Linked DNA regions of Homo sapiens: all the other regions are linked to region 3. Evidence: chromatin loops called from intact Hi-C (ENCODE). Cell type or tissue: mammary epithelial cell. All regions are shown on one strand.

Evidence for each region. A loop is a pair of places that touch in the nucleus more often than their neighbours do. Peaks named below come from ENCODE experiments on the same cell type or tissue, not always from the same donor. Only the 100,000 strongest peaks of a DNase experiment are listed, where the experiment ranks them.
Region 1: it touches region 3 in a loop (2.4-fold over the local background); 12 of 110 quality-filtered maps call a loop at or near these places.
Region 2: it touches region 3 in a loop (7-fold over the local background); 16 of 110 quality-filtered maps call a loop at or near these places.
Region 4: a loop joins it to region 3, with 6 times the contacts of the local background. A loop is called at or near these places in 9 of 110 quality-filtered maps.
Region 5: it touches region 3 in a loop (5-fold over the local background); 23 of 110 quality-filtered maps call a loop at or near these places.
Region 6: a loop joins it to region 3, with 14 times the contacts of the local background. A loop is called at or near these places in 96 of 110 quality-filtered maps.

Annotation. Positions count from the first base shown.
Region 1 is chr6:13,227,308-13,231,307 of GRCh38, reverse strand. PHACTR1 (phosphatase and actin regulator 1) reads right to left here. Exons shown (of 15, transcript NM_030948.6): 9 at 3,245-3,492; 10 at 1,115-1,271. LOC105374933 (a long non-coding RNA gene) reads left to right here and starts at 1,335. Exons shown (of 4, transcript XR_007059456.1): 1 at 1,335-1,787; 2 at 2,189-4,000. RefSeq lists a silencer at 1,717-1,806 and an enhancer at 1,977-2,036. In mammary epithelial cell, a CTCF peak has its summit at 2,020 (motif pointing left); no DNase peak of the experiment used is centred here.
Region 2 is chr6:13,405,697-13,409,696 of GRCh38, reverse strand. The region is part of intron 1 of GFOD1 (Gfo/Idh/MocA-like oxidoreductase domain containing 1); the gene reads left to right. Among named protein-coding and RNA genes, the nearest start is that of GFOD1-AS1, 79 kb to the left of the region's middle. RefSeq lists a silencer at 3,544-3,744. In mammary epithelial cell, no CTCF peak of the experiment used is centred here; a DNase peak (open chromatin) is centred at 1,796; H3K27ac peaks cover 2,013 bases.
Region 3 is chr6:13,334,751-13,338,750 of GRCh38, reverse strand. No RefSeq gene overlaps it. Among named protein-coding and RNA genes, the nearest start is that of TBC1D7-LOC100130357, 8.2 kb to the right of the region's middle. RefSeq lists a silencer at 555-664. In mammary epithelial cell, a CTCF peak has its summit at 2,080 (motif pointing left); a DNase peak (open chromatin) is centred at 1,980; H3K27ac peaks cover 607 bases.
Region 4 is chr6:12,635,788-12,639,787 of GRCh38, reverse strand. No RefSeq gene overlaps it. Among named protein-coding and RNA genes, the nearest start is that of LINC02530, 52 kb to the right of the region's middle. RefSeq lists a silencer at 1,482-1,541. In mammary epithelial cell, a CTCF peak has its summit at 1,573 (motif pointing left); a DNase peak (open chromatin) is centred at 1,637.
Region 5 is chr6:13,396,727-13,400,726 of GRCh38, reverse strand. All of the region lies in intron 1 of GFOD1 (Gfo/Idh/MocA-like oxidoreductase domain containing 1), which reads left to right. Among named protein-coding and RNA genes, the nearest start is that of TBC1D7-LOC100130357, 70 kb to the right of the region's middle. In mammary epithelial cell, no CTCF peak of the experiment used is centred here; a DNase peak (open chromatin) is centred at 2,486.
Region 6 is chr6:13,536,696-13,540,695 of GRCh38, reverse strand. No RefSeq gene overlaps it. Among named protein-coding and RNA genes, the nearest start is that of SIRT5, 36 kb to the left of the region's middle. In mammary epithelial cell, a CTCF peak has its summit at 2,419 (motif pointing right); no DNase peak of the experiment used is centred here.

The DNA of each region.
Region 1 (4,000 bases), 110 kb after region 3:
CTTCTCTTTCGCTCTCTCTTTCTCTTTCCTTCTTTCTCTTTCCTTCTTTCTTTCTCTTTCCTTCTTTCTTTCTCTCTTTCCTTCTTTCTTTTCCCTTCCTTCCTTCCTTCTTTCCTTCCTCCCTCCCTCCCTCCTCCTCTTTCGCTCTTTCTCTTTCCTTCTTTCTTTCTCTTTCCTTCTTTCTTTCTCTCTTTCCTTCTTTCTTTTCCCTTCCTTCCTTCTTCCTTCCTTCCTTCCTTCCTTCCTTCCTTCCTTCCTTCCTTTCTCTCTCTCTCTCTTTCTTTCTTTCCTTCTCTCTCTCTCTCTCTCTGTCACCTGGGCTGGAGTGCAGTGGCACAATAATGGCTCACTGCAGCCTTGACCTCCTGTGCTCAAGCCATCCTCTTGCCTTAACCTCCCATGTAGCCGGGACCACAGGCATGTGCCACCACATCTCGCTAATTTTTGATTTTATGTAGAGATGGGGTTTTACTTTGTTGCTCAGGCTGGCCTCAAACTCCTGGGCTCAAACAGTCTGCCCACTTTGGCCACCCAATGTATTAGGACTACCGGTGTGAGCCACCGTGCCTGGCCAGATGATGGAGGCTTTTCTACAGATGATTATTCTCCCTGGAAACCTGCCTCTCAATTTCTCCCTGAACCTTGAATCAAGTGAATTTTCCAAGATTTGGATAAATAAAGGAGAGGGCACTATAGAAACAACCTTGGAGACAAAATGGGATGTTTTCCATTGTCTCTTCCTTTTTTTTTTTTTTTTTTTTTGAGACAGAGTCTTGCTCTGTCACACAGGCTGGGGTGCAATGGTGTGATCTCGGCTCACTGGAACCTACACCTCCCAGATTCAAGCAATCCTCCTGCCTCAGCCTCCCGAGTAGCTGGGACTACAGGCCACCATGCCTGACTAATTTTTGCATTTTTAGTAGAGATGGGGTTTCACCATGTTGGCCAGGCTGGTCTTGAACTCCTGACCTCATGTGATCCACCTGCCTCGGCCTCCCAAAGTGCTGGGATTACAGGCATAAGCTACTGCGCCCGGCCGAGACTGAATTCTTTTGCTAGAACCTGGAGAGCTAAAGGCCCACTGCCAGGGAGGCAGAGGGTGCCGCTGTCCTACCTGGTGAGCTTGGTGCCAATCTGTTGCCTCAGCTCCAGCCGCTCCTCATCCGTCTGCCTGGGAAGGATGTTCTTTTCTTCCAGCTCTCGCTTGGAGGGCCTGTTGCTGAGTTTGATGGCTAAGGAGTCCTTCCTGCAGACCTTCATGGCCAGGGAGCCTGTAGGAGACAGAAATGAGTCAATTAAGGCTTACATATCTGCCTGGGCTCCCACAGGGCCAACCCTGGGTCATAAGATACAAGGCAGGAAGGAAGTCATCAAGGTTTTAACACCTGAAAGTGGTTAATGCCTCAGTTCCTAGAGTTCCTGCCATTGCCACACACTCTACCCCTAGCACTGTGTGGGGCACATGGACAGCACATGGGGAACCTGTGATTGGGTCTCTGCTCTCCAGGAATGTCTAGCACGCAGGCAACATCACAAAGGAGGGCAGGACTGGCTGTGGGGTGCAGTGGACTGCAAAGGGGGAGATAGGACAGAGGCTTTTAGCAACTAGGGGAAGTTTCACGAGGAGGAGGGGCTGACACCTGAAGCAGAGATGAGAGTCCAACAGGCAGCAGGTGGGCGGGGATCTGTGTCTGCAGAAGTTCAGCGGTGAAGGCTACACCAGGAAATCTCAAGAGACAGAAAAGATCAACTACACTGGAGCTGGGGGGACGTGAAGGAGAAAAAAGGTAGGCGGACAAAGTGGGGCTGGTTGGGGGTGGGAGTGGAGGTGAGGGCTTTGAAACACGCAATATCCTGGGATGGGTTTTTTCTTTTCAACCCCAGCATTTCTGAGCAGCTGAGGCAGGGCTTCCCTACATCTGATATAAATCAGTGGTTCTCAACCAGTGGTGATTTTGCTCCCCAGGGAACACCTGGCAAAATCCCAAGGCATTTTTTGGTTGTCAAAACTAAGGTGGCAGGCAGAGGGTGCTACTGGCATCTAGCGGACAGAGGCCAGGGATGCCTGTAAACATCCCACAGTGTACAGGACGGCCCCACACCAAAGAATTATCTGGTCCCAAATGCCGGGAGTGCTGAGGTTGAGAAACCTCTGTATAAAACATTTAATTCTCTGGATACTGAACAGCAAACAGGGGCTGAGCAGCTGCTCCTTCCATTCATGGATCATTGAGGTCTCTGGCTGCCCTGTGTGGTTCTTTCCTTGACATCACTTGGATCCCTTCATAGCTCACCAGGTCTTACTTGGAGCCAGCTATTTGAAGCCTGGTAAGTAGAGAGCGAGAGAAAACGCCAGCAGGCAACAAGTCTGAGGATGGCTTTGGGCTTGATTGAGTAGTGCTTTTCTTCTTTCTTCCTCCACTAGTTTTAGAACATGAGCTTCAGAATGTGACAGAGCCCGCATCAAACCCCAGCGTTGCCCCTTAGCAGACGTGAGGCCCTGGGCCAGCGCCTTGTCTCTCCATTTTCTGCCCTTATCTGTAAAATGAGGCAATAGTGTCCATGCCTCAGGGTTGTTGTGAGATGTAGGTGAGAGATTAAAACCGTAGCCCATTGTCAGGCACACAGTACATGTTCAATGCATGGTTGCTATTCTCATAAGTTCATTTATTAAAAAGTTGGCCAAATATCAGGCTGTACTCACGTAACTAAAATTTATTTACTGTTCATGGCCAGAGTGATAGGTTTTGAACTTTGCTTTCTTCATTTCTTCTCTTGTCTCTTAGCACATTTAAAGGTCATAAATAAGAAATTTAAATTGAGGCCTTCTAAAGTTGCTGAGGTATGCTTAAAAAGTGAATTTGTTGCATACACAGTGAGTAGTATTTGAGTGTTTGCTAGACAGGGACAGAGTTTTAAACTTCTTAAAGTTTTTTTTGGGTGGGGGAGAAGTTGCATCCTAAGAGAAGCAACAAAGAAGCCACTTAAAGAGGTAGGAGGTGGCAGTAATTTTTAGAGCTAGGAGGGAATTTAAGGAGGGCATTTAGAGGACATTTACCCTCTCCTCTTACTGATGTAGGAACTGAGGCCCCAACAGGTAGACTAAGCTGCCCTACGACCCAGGACCAGTCAACACCAGAGCAGGGATTAGAACCCAGACTGCTGGGCTGCTGGGTCCACTCTCTGCTGTCTTTCCACAATAGCATGCTTCCCCACCCCTGGTGATGAGTTAAGATGAACGCACTGGTGTATAATGAGCTGTCGTCGTCTTCGTCCTCCTCCTCTTCCTCCTCTTCTCTTGTATACAGGCAAGAAGAGTCTTCGTAGTCTGACTCATGAGGCACATTTTCTTTATTGTCATCACATTCAATCACAACAGTTGGCACTTGTCTTATTTCTGGAAGGCCCATAGGTCCTGCTTTGGTGACCCCATCACCCGAGTGCAACCCAGAGCTGTGGTAAGAAGTGGAACAGGGGACCCGCTGCTCAGAGCTGTTTAAAGACAAGGAGGAAAGAGGAAATTCACTTTGGCTAACGTGCTATATAAATGCATCAAAACCATTTTAAAACTCAGTTGCCCAGTCCTAAGAGACAAAGGGTCTACTGGGCAAGTAAAGTTCCATTGCTCATCTTACAGGGAATCACTTTAAGACGGCACGGTGTCCTGATGGGAATAGTGGCTAAGATGGCACGGTTTCCTGATGGGAATAGTGGTTAAGATGGCATGGTTTCCTGATGGGAATAGTGGCGTGGGATAGGAAATAATAAATCCGGCTCCTCGTGGGTGGTGTGATGGTTGCACAATGATGTGAACGTACTTAATGCCATTGAACTGTATGCTTTAGAATGGTTAAGATGGCAAATTTTATGTTATCTGTATTTACCATAATTAAAAAAAATTAAAAGCAAGGGTAAAGGATTAATTTGATAGTGAAGCTACAGATTCAGGAGAGAAAGATAATAATTGAGGTTCTAGTTTTCTAAAGCTACACAGGGCGAC
Region 2 (4,000 bases), 71 kb before region 3:
GCCCATCTCGGGCTTCCAAAGTGTTGGGATTACAGGCGTGAGCCACCGTGCCCGGCTGCAATTCAGTTTCTTTCTTATCTGTTAAGTTCAAATAGTGGAATCCTCTTTATTAAATAAACTATGTGTTATACTCCCTTTAAATTATTTCTGCTTGTAAATCTATCCTTCCTACTATCTCTCTGTGCATAAAGACGTAACTAAAATTGCAGTCCCCTAATCTCATGATGGTTACTTGACGGATGGTGGGTTTGGAGGCATTTCATTTTCTTCTTAGGATTTGTCTCTTTTATTTCATTGTTTTTTTCCTTCCTTCCTTCCTTCCTTCCTTCCTCTGTCTCTTTCTCTCTTTCTCTCTCTCTCTTTCTCTCCTTCCTTCCTTTCTTCCTTCCTTCCTTTCTTCCTTCCTTCCTCTCTGTCTCTCTATCTTTCCCTCTCTCTCTCTCTTTCTCTCTTTCTCTCCTTCCTTCCTTCCTCTCTCTCTCTTTCCTTCTTTCTCTTTCTTTCTTTCTTTCTCTCTCTCTCTCTCTTTCCTTTCTTTCTTTCCTCTCTTTCTTTCTTTCTTTCTTTCTTTCTTTCTTTCTTTCTTTCTTTCTTTCTTTCTTTCTTTCCTTTCTGATGGAGTCTCACTCTGTCACCCAGGCTGGAGGGCAATGGCACAATCTCAGCTCACTGCAACCTCCACCTCCCTGGTTCAAGCAATTGTCCTGCCTCAGCCTTGCAAGTACTTGGGATTACAGGCACATGCCACCATACCTGGCTAATTTTGTATTTTTAGTAGAGAGGGGGTTTCACCATGTTAGCCAGGCTGGTATCAAACTCCTGACCTCAAAGTGATCCACCCACCTCCACCTCCCAAAGTGCTGGGATTACAGGCGTGAGCCACCACACTGGCCTGTGTTAATTTTTAGAAAATGAACTGTCATTTTTCTAAAAACAATGGAGTAATTCCAAGATAAGCGACTATAGAAGTGAACAAATCTATCAGCCTGACTATTCTCTTAACAAAGCTGTGTTACCCGGGTGAGCACAGAGTACCTTCGGACATGAAATCGCTAAAGGTAGAGGGGCCCGGGCATCAGGTGATCTCCTGTTCATTAACTCTTCTGTTTGCTCCTGGCTGGATTTTATTTTGACTCACTGGCCTACTTTCCTCAGGTCCTGAGTTGTTCACCTGAGCTCCTCATTATCTTTTCTCCCTGCCAGGTCACATGGGGAGGTCCTTGCAGGCAGACATTTTTGCTAGAAAAGCAGCCATCAGTAGAAAAGCTATTCTCGCTTCACAATTAATGCTGTTTTTTAAGCAAAATGTGCCCCTCCTCAAAGTTCCACTGGAAACCATAAGGAGGAACAAGGGGAAGCTTCTACCTCACTGCCCAAGATAAGGAGCTTGCTATATTGTGCGGAAAATTGAGTTAGGCAAAGCGAGGCAATTGGAACTAGGTCCTGCTCTAAGAAGGAAAGGAAATTAACCTTTGCCTGCCATAGTCTGGCCCAAGGCCACATTCAATTGTGTTCTGATCAGGCAGAGGCTATTGCCTGAGCTGGAGAGAGAAGGTGTCACTTCATAAAGACTCTATGTGGAGGATAGATGCTACCGTGGCCGGGCTCTCAGCCACGTTCTTCTGCAGTATGCAGTAGGGAAGGGCACATTTCTCACATGCCTTCACCAGATTATAGTTTTCTGGGAGCAAAGCCAAGTGCTCCCACCTTTGGGTGCTGACCCAAGAAGAGATATTCTGTGAACTTCTGCTCTTTGGTTGGGCAATCTCCGAGAGTCAGTTGGTTGGGTGAGTACAGGGAGGAGGGTGGTTGAGATGGAGTCACCCTATTTATTTCATCACCGTCTACATTAAACAAAGGGTTTGTGTTTGCAATTCTCTTCTGATGAAATCCAGTGGCTCAAGAAAAGCCATCTGACTGAGGCCTATTGTAATAGCTGATCCTCTGAGCCCCATTTGATCTTAACTTTACTCCAAGTTTGCTACATAGAAACTCAGAACTGGGCAGAAGATGACATTTGCACAAAACCCCATTCCCGCTTTTGATTCAAAGATAAGCCCTTTGAACTTGGCCATCTCAGGCAATTTTCTCGGCCATTGTAACAGGGTGTTTTGAAGACACTCCCTAGAGACATAACAAAGGGCTCTATTTTAATGTCATCCTTTATTCCAACTGTCTGGGCCATTCTGGTCAAGGAGTGCTGCTCTGTGCCAGCCTGGGAGTAGGCAGCATACAGAAGAAAATGGGGACAAAGAAAGGCAAGGAGGAAGATGTAGTCTTTGAGGCCCGGGAGCTGGTAGGGGTGTAAGATTCTTCATCAATAAGAAAAGTAGGAAGAGCTGAGGCTGACTTTTCAATGTGAAAGCCAAATGGTGGGGTCATCTATTTTAAGGGTATCCTCCTTTCTTCTCTTCAGCAAATAGATCCCAAGCATACAATTTCAGCTGCAGTAACCCAGATCCAAAATAAAAAGTTCTTCCTCCCATAGCAGTCGCTCTGTAAGCAGTCTGGCAGCTCTATAGTGTTTGGGATCCAGGATCCTCTGTCTTGGCGCCACCATCCCTAGAGTATTGTCTTTGCCTTCATGGCCCAATATAGCCTTATGCTTGTCACACAGGAAAAGGGAAATGGAGGGTGCACCATGGAAAGTTTACACAGCTCTTCCATTCACATCCCATTGGCCAGAACTTAGTCACATGGCCACACTTAATGGCAAGGGAGACTGGGAAATGGAGTTTTTTATTCTTGGCAACCATGGGTCCAGCTGAAATGAGTGGTTCTGCTGCTGGAGAAGGAGAGAACTGACAAGGGCAGAGGAAGGACAGCCAGAGGTCTTTATATTTGCTATCACACTGTGTACAAAATGCCAACATGGGGATAAACACAGGCAGCCAACCAGAACAGGACTGTCAAAGAAGGCCTCCCAATCACCTACTGTCAGACACTTTAAAGGCCCAATGGATGAGAGTCCACTTTCTTAAACCCCAGTTTCAGCTGGACCTTTATTTCCCCTTCTTTGTCAGGGAAATTGAATTTAGAAGTTGAGGTTTGATGAGCTACTCTAGATCTTTGCACTTAGCATCAAGTAAGGAGATGGAAAATATTCCTGGAAGCATGAATTTAAAGCAAATAGAATTCTTCTCTTCTCACTCTCGATTGTGCTCTCGCTCTCTTCTTTCTGCCCTCCCCTCCCGTCTGTTTAGGATTAAGGAGTTGTACAGTCCTAACGTGAATACAGGCGCCCTTTCTGAAGCCGTGTTACCTTGTATTTGTAGAGCGCTTGCAGGCTTTGCACAAGCTGTCCTTCAGAGGGTTTCAGGGCAGGGGCCAGGGGAGGAGGGGTGCTACAGAAAGCTCTTATGTAATGTGGTAAACAAACAGCAAACGGCGTTTCATTTTCCATTAGCCAGAGAGGCATTTTATTTCCACTAGAAATGGGAGCAGACGTGAAAGCAATTAGTGTTAGTGGGTTTATAGTGACGTCCCTGGAGCCAGCAAAATCCTGGGGCCAGATGTCTGTACTTTACTGGTTCCTTGTTCCGAGAACATTTGTGGGTTCTTTCCACCCCTGCCCATCTCCACCTCCTGCCAAAAGGACCCAAAATATAACAGTTGGGAGAACATAATATTCCCTGAATAGCAGAGGCGGGAGGCCTGTTCTTTAGAGATAGAGGATGCTGCCTCAGAAGTTGGGGTGGGGAGGCCAAGAGTGAAAGGAAGATCCTTGCCAATGTCCCCAGGCTCCTCCTGGCCCTGGAACCCTTCAAGCCACTGATGAGTTGAGGCTGGGGCTTGCGAGTATCTCTCAGGAGTGGCAATGTCTCAATCCCGTCTTTTATGCTTCTTTGTTCACTTTATCTTCAACTCTGCCCTATCCCACCCACAATACACATATAGTGGGAAAGACAGAAGGAGAAACAGCAGCAAAAATAGAAGCTGTGAATGTCCTCCCCTCCTCCTGTATGCTGGAATAATATGATCTAAGTTTCATTCCATCTCA
Region 3 (4,000 bases):
TTTTTTGTAGAGACTGGGTTTCTCTATGTTGCCCAGGCTGGTCTTGAACTCCTGAGCTCAAGTAATCTGCCTGCCTTGGCTTCCCAAATGCTGGGATTACAGGTGTGAGCCACCTCACCCCACCCTCAATGGCGACTTCTGACTTGCAGCTTGTTGAAAATCAAGTATTGATTTGTATGAGTGAATGGAATAAATCAATGTGGAAGCCTGGCCTAGTACAGGGACTTCAGGATCATTTGCTGTATCAAATGTGTATGCAAAAGGTGCAGCAGTCATATCTAAGAGCAGGGTTTTGTTTTGGTTTTCTTTTAGAAAAAGTATTCCTTATTCCATTTGCTTCTTTTTAATTTTGTGCTTTTCCTGTACTCATCGCAGTGACGTAGCCCAAGTCCTCCCGCGAGAGTTGTCAAGACTGTCCCTCCTCAAGTTCCTCTTCTCCCATTCCTCCCTCTCTGCCACTTTCTCCCTCTTTATTGTATTTTAATCTTGACAATCAGTGAAGCTGTTGGAGGATTTAGAGGAGCAACCCTCCATGTCTTAATAATTGTGCTGGGTTTCGTTTCCCCTGTGAAAGGAACTATCTAAAATCCTCTAGACTTTTACATGTGTGTTATAAACTCAACTGCAGTGCTTCTTGAGCAATCCTGTGGGCAAGGAACTAGCCACAAGTTACTAGAAAAACCAAATGAAAAAGACATATAAAATACAAGCTCATAATGAGATTCAACAGACATAAAATGAATCTGTCAAACTGCTATCAAAGTATCTAAATGCTCTCGATTTCTGTACTTATCTCACAGGCCCCTGACCAACAGCTCATGGACAGCACCAGAGAGGGGACCGCACTTGAAAGAGCACTGCTCCAGCAAAGTATGTTGTTCACGCCTTACAGTGTTTTGGTTTAAAAGAAGAGATGAAGACTGGGTGCAGTGGCTCGTGACTGTAATCCCAGCACTTTGGGAGGCTGAGGCGGGTGGATCACCTGAGGTCAGGAGTTCAAGACAAGCCTGGCCAACATGGTGAAACTCTGTCTCTACTAAAAATACAAAAATTAGCTGGGCATGGTGGCGGGCAGCTGTAATCCCAGCTACTCAGGAGGCTGAGACAGGAGAATAACTTGAACCTGGGAGGCAGAGGTTGCAGTCAGCCAAGATTGCACCATTGCAATCCAGCCTGGGCGACAGAGCGAGGATCTGTCTCAAAAAAAAAAAAAAAAAGAAGAGATGAAAACACGCATAAATTCTTCACCTTTCCCCAAAATCTAAATAAGCTAACAAAAACTCTCTGTGCACCAGAGAGCATGTGTGCACGTATACACACTCGAATAACAAAACTTTGTAGACAGGTAATACAGTGGAAGGGTTAATTAAACCAATGGACTCAGGAGCCAGATAGCAACCATTTATAAGTTGCTTCCACTTAAACTCATTTACAATAAAATGTGGATGGTAATAATAATGCCAGATTCTTAAGACAATTAAATGGCATAATATGCATGCAGCTCTTAGAAGAATAGGCACTCAATGCCTTTAATTCTTCTTCTTTTTTTTTTTTCTGGAGACAAGTCTCGCTCTGTCACCCAGGCTGGAGTGCAGTGGCACCATGTCAGCTCACTGCAACCTCCGCCTCCTGGGTTCAAGCAATTCTCCTGCCTCAGCCTCCTGAGCAGCTGGGACTACAGGCATACGCCGCTATGCCCGGCGAATTTTTTGCATTTTTAGTAGAGACGGGGTTTCACCGTGTTGCCCAGGTTGATCTCGAACTCCTGACCTCAGACAATCCGCCCGCCTCGGCCTCCCAAAGTGCTAGGATTACAGGCGTGAGCCACCGTGCTAGGCCTATTATTATTCTTTTTGCTTCGTGGAATAAGGCGATCCCTGTTGCTTTGCTCAGTATTTCCATCTGGAAGGTGTAGATGAAACTGCGGTTTACTTGGCAAGCCAGGGCCAGTCGTCTCTTCCCCAGCATCTGGAAACATCTACCGTCAGTGGGTGGAGGCAGAATCCCAAACCTCATAAAGGAATGAAGTTTCCCTTAACTCGGTGTGAGGAGTATCCCAACCGTCTACTGCTGCTGCCCTCTGCTGCTGCCATTGAGAATTACACCAAGCCGAGTTTCTGCCACAAGACCAGCAAAATCTAACCTCATCTGGGGGGAATTAGCAATATAGGTTGAGTATCCCGTATCTAAAATGCTTGCGACAAAGTGTGTCTTGGATTTGGGATTTTTTAAGATTTTGGATTATTTGTGTATACACAGTGAGTTATCTTGGGGATGAGACCCAAGTCTAAACATGAAATTCATTTATGTTTCATATACACCTTGTCCACATAGCCTGAAGGTAATTTTATATAATATTTTAAATAATTTTGTGCATGAAACAAAGTTTTGGCTATGTTTTGACTGCAACCCATTGCATGAGGTCAGGTGTAATATTTTCCACTGGTGACATCATGTCAGTGCTCAAAAAGTTTTGGATTTTGTAGCATTTCAGATTTCCAATTTTCAGATTAGGGGTGCTCAACCTGTATGGACTTTGTTTAGGATTTCATTGAATATCCCAGAATTCATTTTTCACAGTGACTTTAACATAATAGCACTGCATTTTTATAATCTATAACTATTTCTGGACATTTTCATGGAATATTTTTTATTTTCCTTTAAAAAAAATTCTATTATTATTTTACAGACAGTCTTGTTTTGTCACCCAGGCTGAAGTGTTAGTGGCACAAGCATAGCTCACTGTAACCTGGAACTCCTGGGCTCAAGCAATCCTCCTGCCTCAGCCTCCCAAGCAGCTGGGACTACAGCCATGTAACCAACCACCATACCCAGCTAAATTTTTTATTTTTTGTAGAGACAGAGTCTCTGTTGTTCAGGCTGATCTCAAACTCCTGGCTTCAAGTGATCCTCCCACCTTGGCCTCCCAAAGCATGCTGGGATGAGCCACTATGCCTGGACATCAAACGTTGCTCTATGTTACCTCAAGCAGGCTTCTGAACATGGCCAATTCTCTCCTTTTTTTTTTTTTTTTTTTGAGACGGAGTCTCGCTCTGTCGCCCAGGCTGGAATGCAGTGGCGCGATCTCTGCTCACTGCAAGCTCCGCCTCCCAGGTTCACACCATTCTCCTGCCTCAGACTCCCAAGTAGCTGGGACTACAGGCACCCGCCACCACGCCCGGCTAATTTTTTGTATTTTTAGTAGAAACAGGGTTTCACCATTTTAGCCGGGATGGTCTCGATCTCCTGACCTTGTGATCCGCCCGCCTTGGCCTCCCAAAGTGCTGGGATAACAGGCATGAGCCACCGCGCCCGGCATGGCCAATTCTCAAAGCTACTCTTCTCTGACTTTCTCATTTTGGTTTTCTGTACCCCAGTTTCCCAGAGACTTAAGGCCCCCAGTAGCTGTGACCTCTCTTTTTTCAAGTCCTCTCAGTGGCTCAAACCAACCCCTCCCACCCTCTGCAAAAGCTTTTAGCACCTCGAGAGAGGCACTCCTGCCTCCAAGCCTCTCCCTTTTACAGGTCATGGAAATCCATTGTTCAAAGGCTCTCTCTGCTCTGAGTCATCTCTCCACAGCCCATGCTTGGCCCACGCTCCTTGGGCCTCCTGCAACCCACCCTGCCAGCTCCAAGCCTTATCTCTCATGACCCCAACACAGCTGCCAGGCTGGCTCCCATCATCCACATACACATTGTCATTTCCTGCCTTTGCGTTTTAGTGATTGCTCTTTCTTGTGTTGAAAAGGCACTCTTTTCTATAAAAATTATTCACTGCACAGCTCAAATGCTATTTCCTATATAGTGCCTTCTCTAAACACTCCAGGGAGTACCTTAACTTCTATGACATTTCTTGTGTCTTACCTGGGTTGCGCTTATCAAATGCATTGTTACTTGGGCATATTTCTTCTTAAAATTTTTTCTACTATCATATGACCCAGCAATCCACTACTGGGTATATATCCACAGAAATGGAAACCAGTATGCTGAAGAGCTGTCTG
Region 4 (4,000 bases), 700 kb after region 3:
TGGGGGCATATAATTTATTGTTAGAATAAAGAATGCCAGAATAAACTTTTCGTATATATTCTTTGACTAAGCTTCCAGTAATTTCCAGAGCCATATTACTAGTCAAAGGGTATTACATTTTTTTATTATACTTTAAGTTCTGGGGTACATGTGCAGTACATGCAGGTTTGTTACATAGGTATACACGTGCCATGGTGGTTTGCTGCACCCATCAACCCGTCATTTACATCAGGTATTTCTCATAATGCTATCCCTCCCCTAGCCCCCCACCCCCCGACAGGCCCTGGTGTGTGATGTTCCCCTCCCTGTCTCCTTGCTATGCTTTGTAAAATTTTTTCCTAGAATGATGATCTATTTCTACTAACCATATGTAAAGCACGACTTTGATCTTTGCCATATCCTAAGCATAATTGCTAATTACTGAATTAGTCTTTTCTCATTTGAACAAAGGTCATTTTAATTTGCATTTTTTTCTATAAGTAATTAGATTACATTTTTTCTTAAAATATGTTTATAGTTACTTATGTTTCTATAAATTCTGTTCAGGCACCACGTCCATTTTTTTTCTGTCATAATTTTATTAATTTTGAGACAGAGTCTGGCTCTGTCACCCAAGGTGGAGTGCAGTGGCACAATCACAGTTCACTGTAGCCTTGACCTTCTGGATTCAAGAGATCCTCCCATTTGTGCCTCCCAAAGTGCTGGGATTACAGGTATGAGCCACCATGCCTGACCCAGTATTTTATTTTTAATAGATATATGTGCTTCCTTATCTCTTAAGGACATCACTGTTTGTGGGTCATATTGGTTTTAAATATTTTTCTCAGATTTTTTTTCCTGGTATTTTGGTTGTTCAGACCAAATTTAACAATTAAAATACCAAAAATTTCTATTTTTGTGTAGTCAATTTTTAATTTGAATTCTGCTTTTCAAGATGTTAGCAACCAAACTATACAGGAATTTGAAAATTTTCTGTATTAAGCACAAGGCAGTATGATTATTCCATATATGAAACCATAAAAGAAAAATAGACTGGACTCTACTAGAAAGGAAAACATGGAGAAACTTTTACCTGCCTCAGCCTTGCAACAAATAACATATATAATCTACCTTAAAATAAGAAATACGTAATAGTTGAAGGAAAGTAAAATACAGAAAAGAGAGCGCATGAGGTGGTGTTTTGGCATATGCCACTTCTTATAGGCAAGGAGTATAGATATGGAGTTGGTGGTTAAGGTTATGATACATGTTTAAGATTGGATACTTAAAAGCTTACCTGCCTGGGTCTTAGGGAGCTACTGGTAGTGTGTATACATGGACCTCACTCATAGTCAAGAATATTTGGACATTGCTCACATGACTCTTCCTAAGATATTGGTATAAGAATAAGAACCTGAATTTCAGAGAGTATTGACTAAACCATAATGTAAGGTTCGAGCAATCAGGTGGTTTTCACAGGCCACGTAGTGTTGTCCAAGGGTTTGAGGTGATGTGAATGAAGTTTTTTGCGTTAGAGAATCAGTGACCACAGAGGTCTTTCTAATCTGTGTGTGAGCACCGCCTGCTGGCCACCACAGGGAAAATTGACCCTGGGAAGCTGTTTCACGGAGAAGCATTGGTGCCTAGACAGGGTATCACAGTCTTTAAAGAAGTTTGGCCATATGCAAATTACAGTGATGATTCACTGTGGTATGCAAATTACAGTGATGACTCACTATGGAAAGAGATTTTTTGCTTTCAAAGTGTCTTGGAATGTGAGACTTTGAGAATTATCTTTCTAAAGGGAGCGAGTGTGGAAAAGTTATTCTAATGTGCTGTTTGTAGGAGAGTAGGTTGGTTTAATCTTCAGGAAGTGCATTTTGGCAATGTGTGCCAAAAAATTAAATTGAACTACCAAATCCTACTTTTAGGAATTTATCCTAAACAAGTAGTAAAAAAAATTAGCGAAGATAATTGCAAGGGTTCTTTTTTTTCCCAAAGTAATATTATAGTGGCGAAAAAAATGTATTCCATTGTGAAGTAAAGAGACTGTTTATGTAAACTATGGTTTGGCCACCTAATGGAATACTATGTTGCCATAAAAAGGATGTATGTATTTTGATATATATCAATATGGCAAGGTATCTATAGTATATCATTAGGTGATAAAATGCATGTCCATTAAACTTCATGTACTGTATCATGAGCTCTGGAGTCAAACGGCCTTGTTTCAAATTCTGGCTTCTCCACTTGCTGTCATATGAGTTTGGGCAATCTGACCTTTTCTGTCCTCAATTTTTTTATCTCTAAATAGGAAATTTATTGATAGTACATACTTTATAAGGTGGCTTTAAATATGAAAAAGGAATTCAAATAAAGGGCTAAAGCTCACTACACCTAAAAAAAAGTCAATTCTTTTGATTGTATCTTTGTGCTCATAAAATATATTCCCACTTATGTTTCTATCCAGGAACAGAAGTAAAGAATAAATCAACATAATGGGGCTATTTATCTCATAGTGTTGTAATTAAAGGTAATTTTTAAAATATTTTCTTTATACCATTTTATATATTTTAGTTTATACTTTTAATATGTATCACATATAAAACTTAAAATAATCAAAGCTATTTTCTATACAAAAAAAGAAAAGCAGCCTTCTTACTGCAGGAACAGTAAGGCATCATTAACAACATACTTTTTGAACTGAAAATGAATTGAATTTGAAATTTCAGATCATATTTAGAGCTTCATAATCGGTTTGGCCAGGTGGTGTTAGTAGTCACTGAAATTTACAGATGAAAGCATGAATCCTGAATACCCAGATAGAGTTCAAATTTTTCTCAAATGAAATATCTATAAAAGCTGGGAAACAAACTAAATTCCCCAAAGGAATGCTTTTCTCATAATCTCCATGATTTAAGCAAAAGTAGGGCAAGTACTACTGATGTGCATATAATCATAATAATGACTTTGAAATCTGATTTAATGCTACAGAATGTTCCTTTTTTGTCATATATCATCCATGGAGAGGAAAAGATAAAGGAAGAGAAGGAAAGAGGCCATATATGATCGTTTTTGAAGTGCTACCTAAATTATCTGATTTTTATTCTTAATGGATTCTTATTTGAAGTTTGATGTCAGTGAATGTTGAAATAAGAAATTATCTTAATATCACATTTCCAAAGTTCCATTTGTGTTTCTCTACAGGGTTCTATTTAATGATACTTGTTTGCAAATCTCAGTGTCTGCACATTGCCCCATACTCAAAATAGACAGCAGGGGGCAATTTCTTTCAGGATTGCCCTTTCTAAAATCTTTGTGTTGTTACAACCAGAAGAAGAACCCAGCCATAAAAATATTGACGAACCGATGTATGAGTTTCACAGTTGGGCTTATATGAGTATTAAAGTTCATGGTGGAACATGGACATTTAACCACGTGCAAGGATTTATTTTGTTTCAGATCAAGAAAATTATCTTGACTTTTCAGATAAGATGGGAAGATGACTACAACACAGTCATCTAATACTCTTTTTCCCCAAATTCCTTCAAAATAAGAAAGAAAAAACCCGCATGGCCATTGGAAAGTAGGAAAGGCACTATCGAATTTGCACTAGCTTTGGAGAATTTATTGGAGAGGTGGTGAGATGAACCCAGATTGATGAAAGTTCTAGAGTGACTCACAGCACTCCTCCTGTACAAGAGCCGTGCTCCTGGAAAGGAGGGGAGGAGATTCTGCCAGACCCAGGCTAACATCCAAAACTAATCAAGCAAGAGCTGGAGATAAGCAAGGCCTGTTTTGTAAGATTTGGACCCCACCAGTTAAGCTCCGTTGTGGAATGTGAAATGTCAAAGAGACATCAACTCACATGTCAACAGCAGTTGATTTATACTGACTGCATGCTTGTGTTGAGAAGAATTTAATGCTGTGACTGGGCTGAGCAGTAGGGTTGCCAGATAAAATACAAAATGCCCAGACAAATTTGAATTTCAAATAAACAACACATACTTGTTTAAGTATA
Region 5 (4,000 bases), 62 kb before region 3:
AAATGTTCATCTGCATGTAAGACATGAGTCTGACTAGGGTCCAAGCAGAGCTTAAAAGTGGAAAAAGATTCTCCCACTTTTATGTATTTTTCCATCAGCAGCACTTCATTCTGACGAAATGTGTGCTCTTTTGATCACTATCTGCTTCGAATTACTCCTAAATTAAATTGTTCAAAAAGGATAAACTCGAAACGGAGGTTCTACCTGGTCTTGTATCAGCATTTTCCTGATCCCTGCTAAGAAAGTGAGCCTCATAACAGGAGGAATGGGACATCTGAAATATGTTTTTATGGAGTATGGCCAGGCACTAACCCATCAGCACAGAGGTGCCTAGGAGCTGGAGTGGGATCTTGGTGGCTTCCGCAGTGGTAACCACCAACTCTTCAAGTTGCTGAGCTTTGGAGAGATGGGGAGGATTCCTGGATAATAGAGAGATATTCAGGCATTTCAGGGCAGTGGCTATTTACTAACTGATAAATAGATATTTTAACATTTATCCCACCCCCAATGTGACTGCCATTGTGTGCTGGCTGAATCCCTGCCCGGTCCTGCATGTCTTAGTGTATTGGCCTGCACTATGTCTATTTTAGAGCTTTTGCCATCCAGGAAGTCTTTATTTTCTCTTCAATATATCAGGAGGCCAGAGGCCTCTTAAAAAAAAAAAATCAGAATCCCCACAGTTGTATAGATTAAAACAGCTTCTCAGTAACTGTGTGACCACGTGGAGGATCTTAGGAGAAAGAAATGATGTATTGGCTTCCCCAAAAGGGAGCACCCCTCAGAGACATCAGATCACCCTTCTCCTTCTCCCTGCTACTTTTGTTGAGGTAATTTACATGCAATAAAATGTACCTATTTTAAATGTATAGCTTTGTGAGTTTTGGTAAATGTATATACCTGTGCAATGCCACTGCAATTTCAAGATATGGAAATTTCCAATCATTCCGGATAGTTGCCTTAGTTGACTTTTTGGTGCATTCTCTACCCTCCCAGCCTCAGCCCCTGTCCCAGCCCCAGTAACCACTGCTGTGCTTTCTGCCCTGATAGCTCACTTTGCCTGTTTTACAATTGCAGATAAATAGAATGTCTGCATCCTTTTGCCTCTGGCTTCTTTTCACTCCGCATACCGGTTTTGAGATTTCTTCATATTGTTGCATGTCTCAGTAGTTCATTTATCTTTACTGCTGAGTAGTATTCTATTTTATGAAGGTATCACAATTTATTTATCTATTCAGCTGCTGTTGGATGTTGAGTCATTGCCAGTTTTTGGCAATTATAAATACAACTGCAACAAACATTCACATTTGGTTCTTTTGTGTAGATATATGTTTTCATTTCTCTTTGGTAAATTTCTAGGAGTGGAATTGCTGGGCTTTAGAGTAAGCCTTTGTTTTACTTTATTAAAAATCTGTCTTGCTGGGTGCCGTGGCTTGCACCTGTAATTCCAGAACTTTGGGAGGCCGAGGCGGGCCAATCACTTGAGTCCAGGAGTTCGAGACCAGTCTGGGAAACATGGAAAAACTGTCCCTACATGCCACCCCTCCCTCCCCCACCACCAAAATTAATCCAGGCTTGGTGGTATGCTCCTGGAAGCTGAGGTGAGAGAATCACCTGAGTCCGCGAGGTTAAGGCTGAAGTGAGCTTTGATTGCGCCACTGCACTCCAGCCTGGGTAACATAGTGAGACCCTGTCTCAGAACAAAACAAAACAACAAAATCTGTTTTCCAAAGTAGTAAAGTGCTTGTCTAGCTCCTGCCTTTTAAATGCCCAGTGTTACTGTAACTGGCTCATGATTTGTGCTAGAAAAAATAACAACGAGTCAAATCAACTGGTGTCTGTGGCGTCCTTGTCAATAGAGAGCTTTCAAAAGCAGCTGAGCCCCTGGATGTCCCTCCCTACCTCCTGTTCTGGGATGCTGCCCCGTGGTGGCCATTGACTGGTCTGAGCCCTGACCTGAGGGAAAGTGGAGTCGCCATTTATTGAGAAGCCCGGGAGGCTGAGCAGGCGGCAGTGAGGTGCTGATGGCTCAACAGAGCCTCTTTCTGCCTGCAGGCAGCTGGGATCCTAAATTACCTCCTTTCTGAGTCCAGGAAAGCCCATTAATCAAAACTAAACACCCGATGTGAGCTCCTTGGACGCTGCATTTGTGCACTGGGGTGCACATTCTGGGTTAAATATACAAAATAGGTGTTTAAGGACAGAGGAGCAACTTTTTTTGAAACAATTTTTTATTCAGGTAAATTTACATACTGTGAAATAAGCAGATAGTAAGTGTATACTTTAATGAGCTTTGCTAAATGCGTACACTCAAATCACCACCAATCAAGATTTGGAACATTTCAAAAGGATAAACTCGAAACGGAGGTTCTACCTGGTCTTGTATCAGCATTTTCCTGATCCCTGCTAAGGAAGTGAGCCTCGTAACAGATCCAAGTTAGGTGTCTGTGAATGCTGTTAACAGTAATAACTGACTAATGTGCAAGGTATGTACATACCTGATCTCATTTAATCCTCAGAACAGCCCTATGAGGTAATAGTTCTCATTTCCATTTTGAAGATGAGGAAGCCGAGGCTCAGAGCAGTAACTGACATTGTACATAACATAATATACGGTATAGTACAGTAACTGACATGAAACAGCTCGTGCTGGCAGCCCCTGGAGTCAAACCCAGCGGCAGAGGCTCCAGGTTTGCACTTTCCCCTATACACAGCTTCTCAGACTTCCTTCTGCAATAGCAGTTAAGGACAGGGCAAAGAAGATGCATACTTTGGAAGATAGAGGGAGTATCTGGGGATGTGGCCCATAGTCGGAAAAGTCTTCTTTTAAAAATTAATGCAAAATTTGTTTTCAGTTCCAAATGTGACAGTGTTTATTTTCATATAAAATATGTTTCATTTGCAAAGGTTTGCCCCTGCCCCCATTCAAATTGTTAGTAATAGAATGTGCCGGGATAATGCCACGTGGGCTGTGTGTTATTCCGGGTATGCCCACTGCAAGACATCACCATCTTCTGCTCATTCCTAAGACTGAATTGGTACTTGGCCAAATATTTGTCCTGTTCCCCACCCTGCTCTCCTGTTTTGCATTGGCTTCTAAAGTGGAAGCAGGTGGAGGCAAATATCTGCCCTCCCAGGTGGTATCAGTGCCTTCTGTTCTCCCCAGTGGGCCGGCCCCTGGGTTTTATGATACAAGGCTGGGCCTCCACCCTTCCAGGTTATGGCAGAGGCTGCCCCAGAGATGCCAGAGGGCCTGGAGGTGAAAGAGGAAGTGAAAAGTGAAGATGCAGATCACTTTCTCACGGCAGGCCCGAGTCCTCAGATGGAGAGACAAGGGGCCTGAGCTGGACACCACTTTTCATTTCGAGGGTGGCTTCACATTTGGATCTTTTGTGTAGATATTTGTTTTCATTTCTCTTTGGTAAATTTCTAGGAGTGGAATTGCCGGGCTTTAGAGTAAGGCTTTGTTTTACTTTATTAAGAATCTGTCTTGCTGGGCGCCATGGCTTGCACCTGTAATCCCAGCACTTTGGGAGGCCGAGGCGGGCCAATCACTTGAGTCCAGGAGTTCGAGACCACTGTGGGCACCCACAATGGGTCTGCTCCTGCTCCCTAAGCAAAGGTTCTGGGTGCTCTTGTCCCTTCTCTGAGCACTGTTTCCAACATCTGGCCTCTCTGTGGCTCTGAAGGTGTCGGTCACTGCACACCTGTGATCACCACCACTCAGGAAGCCCTACCTTCCTCCTGGGAGGTAAATATCCCTTCCTCTGACTTGAAACATCCCCAGGTATATGAGTTTCCCTTGCTGTTGTAATAAATTGTCACAAATTTAGTGGCTTAAAACAATACAGATTATTCTCTTCACAGTTGTAGAGGTAGAAAGTCTAAATTCAGTGTGCTGGCAGGGCCGTGTTCCTGCTGGAAGCTTCTGGAAAGAATCCATACCCTTGCCTTTTCCAGCTTCTAGAAGCTGCCTGTATACCTTGGCTCATGACCCCTTTCT
Region 6 (4,000 bases), 200 kb before region 3:
AAAATAAATCCGTTTGTCATAAGCTATCACCTCTCTGCCTCTCCCTTTTCCACTCCCAACCCTAAGCAACCAGTAATCTACTTTCTGTCTCTATAACTTTCCCTGTTTAGGATATTCATGCAGATTAAATCTTATAGTATGTGGTCTTTTGTGACAGGCTTCTTTCACTTGGCATAATATTTTTAAGGTTCATCCTTGTTGAAGCATGTATCGACATTTTATTCCTTTTTATAGTGGAATGATATTCCATGCCTCATTTTGGTTCTCCATTTGTCCATGTGTAACCCTGGACAATTGGGTTGTTTTCATCTTTTGGCTATTACAAATAATGCTGCTGTAAACATTCTTTTTGTGAGATGGAATTTCACCTTGTAGCCCATGCTGGAGTGCAGTGGCATGATCTCGGCTCACTGCAACCTCCGCCTCCTAGGTTCAGGCAATTCTCCTGCCTCAGCCTCCTGAGTAGCTGGAATTACAGGCGCCCGCCACCATGCCCGGCTAATTTTTGTATTTTTAGTAGAGACGGGGTTTCATCGTGTTAGCCAGGCTGGTCTTGAACCCTTGACCTCAGGTGATCCACCTGCCTCGGCCTCCCAAAGTGCTGGGACTACAGGCATGAGCCACTGCACCCGGCCCTGTAAACATTCTTGTACAAGTTTCTGTGTGGACAGATGGTTTTATTTCTCTTAGATATATATCTAGAAGTGGAATTGCTGGGTCATATAGTAACTCTTGTTTAATTGGTTGAGGAACTACCATCTGTTTTCTAAAGCAGCTGCACCATTTTACATTCCTACCAGCAGTGTGCAAATGTCTAATTTCTCTACATCTTGCTAACACTTGTTATTGTCTGCCATTTTAAAAATCATAATCATCCTAGTGTGTGTGAAGTATTATCGTGGTTTTGATTTGCATTTCCTTGGTGTCTAGTGATGCTGAGCATTTTGTCATGTGCTTTTTGGCCACTTGTATATCTTCTTTGAGGAAGAGTGTATTCAGATATTTTACCCATTTCTGATTGGATTGTCTTCATAAGAGTTCTTTAAATATCCTAGATGCAAGTCCCTTATCAGATGTATGATTTGCAAACATTTTCTCCCATTCTGTGGGTTATCTTTTCACTTTACTGGTGGTGTCCTTTGAAACATAAAAGCTTTTAATTTTGATGAAATGTAATTTATCTATTTTTTTCTTTTGTTTTTCATGATTTTGTTGTCATATCTAAGAATCTTTTGCCACATCTAAGGTCATGAAGATCTACCTCTATTTTCTTCCAAGGGTTTTATAGCTCTTGCTCTTACATTTAGGTCTTCGACCCATTTTGAGTTAATTTTTTGGAGATGGTTTGGGTAGAGGATCCAACTCCATTCTTTTGCATGTAGCTATCCTGTTATCTCCACACCATTTGTTGAAAAGACTGCCCTTTTCCCATTGAACGATCTCAGCACCCTTGTCAAAAATCAATTAACCATGGGTATATGGATTTACTTCTGGACTCTATTCTATTCCATTGATTTATGCATGTTTCCGTGTGCCAGCACCACATTGTCTTGATTACCCTTTCTGCTTAAATGTTGTTACAGTATTTCATCAAATGCATTGTGATCTTGCAGATGTTAAAGTGTAAAAAGGAAGGATCAGTGTTTCTTGTATCCCAATGCCTGAGATGTTAAGGTCTTAGGATTGATTAAACGCATGTGTCTGGGAAAACTTTCTTTATCCCGATAGACTAGATTAATCCTCTGCTCTGTGTCCCTGTTTCACCCAGGACTCATCACAGCATTTATCATACTATTGTGACTGTTCCTCTTAAAGCCAGCGGTTCTCAAAGTGTGGCCCACAGACCAGCAGTATCACCCTCACTTGGGAACTTGTTAGACATGCAAATTCTCAGACCCCCACCCCAGCCCACTGAATCAGATACTCTGGAGGAGGGGCCCAGCCATGTGTATTTTATCAAGGCCTCTGAGTGAATCTGACACACACCGAGGTTTGAGAGCCCCTTGATTCAGAAGGTCTGTGAGGGTAGAAAGCACACCTATCTGCCCACCATTGTGTCCCTAGCACTTGGCATGGTGCCTGGTATGGATTAACAATCAATAAATGTTGAATAAATAAATAAATGAACGAAGTGCCGTGACTTGCCCAAGGTCATATGGACAGTAGGTGAAAGCTGAGAGCTACATCACCTCTTTCTGTCTTGGTTGCCGGGCTTATGGTGTGAGGTTGACAGGAATATCCTAATTCATTCAACAAGCATTTGTTAAAGAATTACTGCGTTCTCAACATTTTGCAAAATTTGGCCAAATGCTCTAGCTTTGGTAATAAAATGTGAGGCATCAGTAGATAACTTTGTAGGATCATTAGAAGCACTTCAGGTTCAGAAAGAATTGGGGAAAGTTAGACTTTATTAAACAGCAGGGGGAGCTTTGTGAAGAAGAAAGCAGCCCATGTTGTAGGGCAAGCCAACCCAGCATAAGGACACTTATTTATTTAAGAATAAATTGGTTCAAAGCCGCTTTTACACTCAATTCCTATAGACACACCCTTCTTCCTATTGGATTTCATTATCTGGACATTCTCTTTACACAGGCTTAATAAAATCACTCTTAAGATAACAACAAAGCTTTAAAGAACATATTTGTGAAAAAAACAACAATATTCTAATATTCTGAAATAATAAAAAATTCAGCTAATCACAAAATAAATGCATGTCACTGGGGTTATATATGTTTTATATTAGGCATATTATGCCTAATAGTTTTAAGTTCTAATGAGGCAAAAAAGGTGAAAGGTTAACTAAACAAAGGACATTGTTCTCCTTGATTTTTGAATGGTTATATGGATTCTGAGGATGTGTTTTCATAATTATTAGAACATCGATGCTTTTCTTTTAAATCTTTGAGAGTATTTAAAGTGCATTCTAAACAATGTTTGGCACAGTAGTAGGAAACCACTCCTGTAAATTTTATTAGATTGCTTTGGGAAGGTACAGGTTATCAGAACAGAGGAAACCGAGTTATGCAGAAGACAAAACACACTGTTTATGGCCAACTTCTGCATCCCCACAAAACACACTGTTTATGGCCAACTTCTGCATCCCCACAGAGTCTCATTACTAAGCAAAAGCCTTCCTCAATCATCCAACTTTAATTTTATAACACTGTTTTAATAGAAATCCACATTGTATCCTGCTTTATTGGAAGTGGGTCTCATTTTGATGGAGCCAGTCCTTTGCACAAGGTTTCCCCTGAAACCTCCTGAGACTTTTATCAGTGTGCAAAGGAGACAACCTACAGCTGTTTTGTGTGAATTGGCTGCTGTTAAAACAAGACAGGCAATAAAAAGAGAAGGCAAATTTAAAGCTGTAAAGCAAAGACTTTGAAATCAGAGTGCAGTGCCAGCCAGTCATTCTGGAAATATTTTAATCATTCAATAAGAAAAAAAGGTTTTCTCTAGAGTGGATGATTCTACAAAATTTTTCAACTATAAGCTTTCAACTTCAATGGAGATGGAACAAATGAGTGGATTTATTAGTCATATGACTTCAAACAAGTTATTTAGCCCATCCATGCCTCAGTTTCCTGATTTTTAGAATGGGGATAGTAATCAATAGCACTTACCTTGCAAGCTGGTTGCGAGGGCCGCACATGTACAGAGCTTGGCAGAAAGCCTGGCAAACATTCACCGTCCAGTAGATGTTTGCCACTATGTGCAATTGTTTTCTTTGATGCTCATGTTCACAATCTCTTATCTGCATTTCCCAAATCCAAAAAAAGCTCTGCAAACCCCAAACTTGCTGGTACGATCTGTTCTGAATTGACAGGAGGCTGATGGGAGGCTTTTTTTTTTAAATACCATTTGGGATAAATTTTATATGTTTTGTAGTACAGATATTAATGTATTTACCCTTCTAAAATCCAAAATGTTCTAAATTCCAAGCCACTCTAGCCCCAGGGGTTTCAAATATATGATTTAGGGCCTATTTCTACAAGATGCC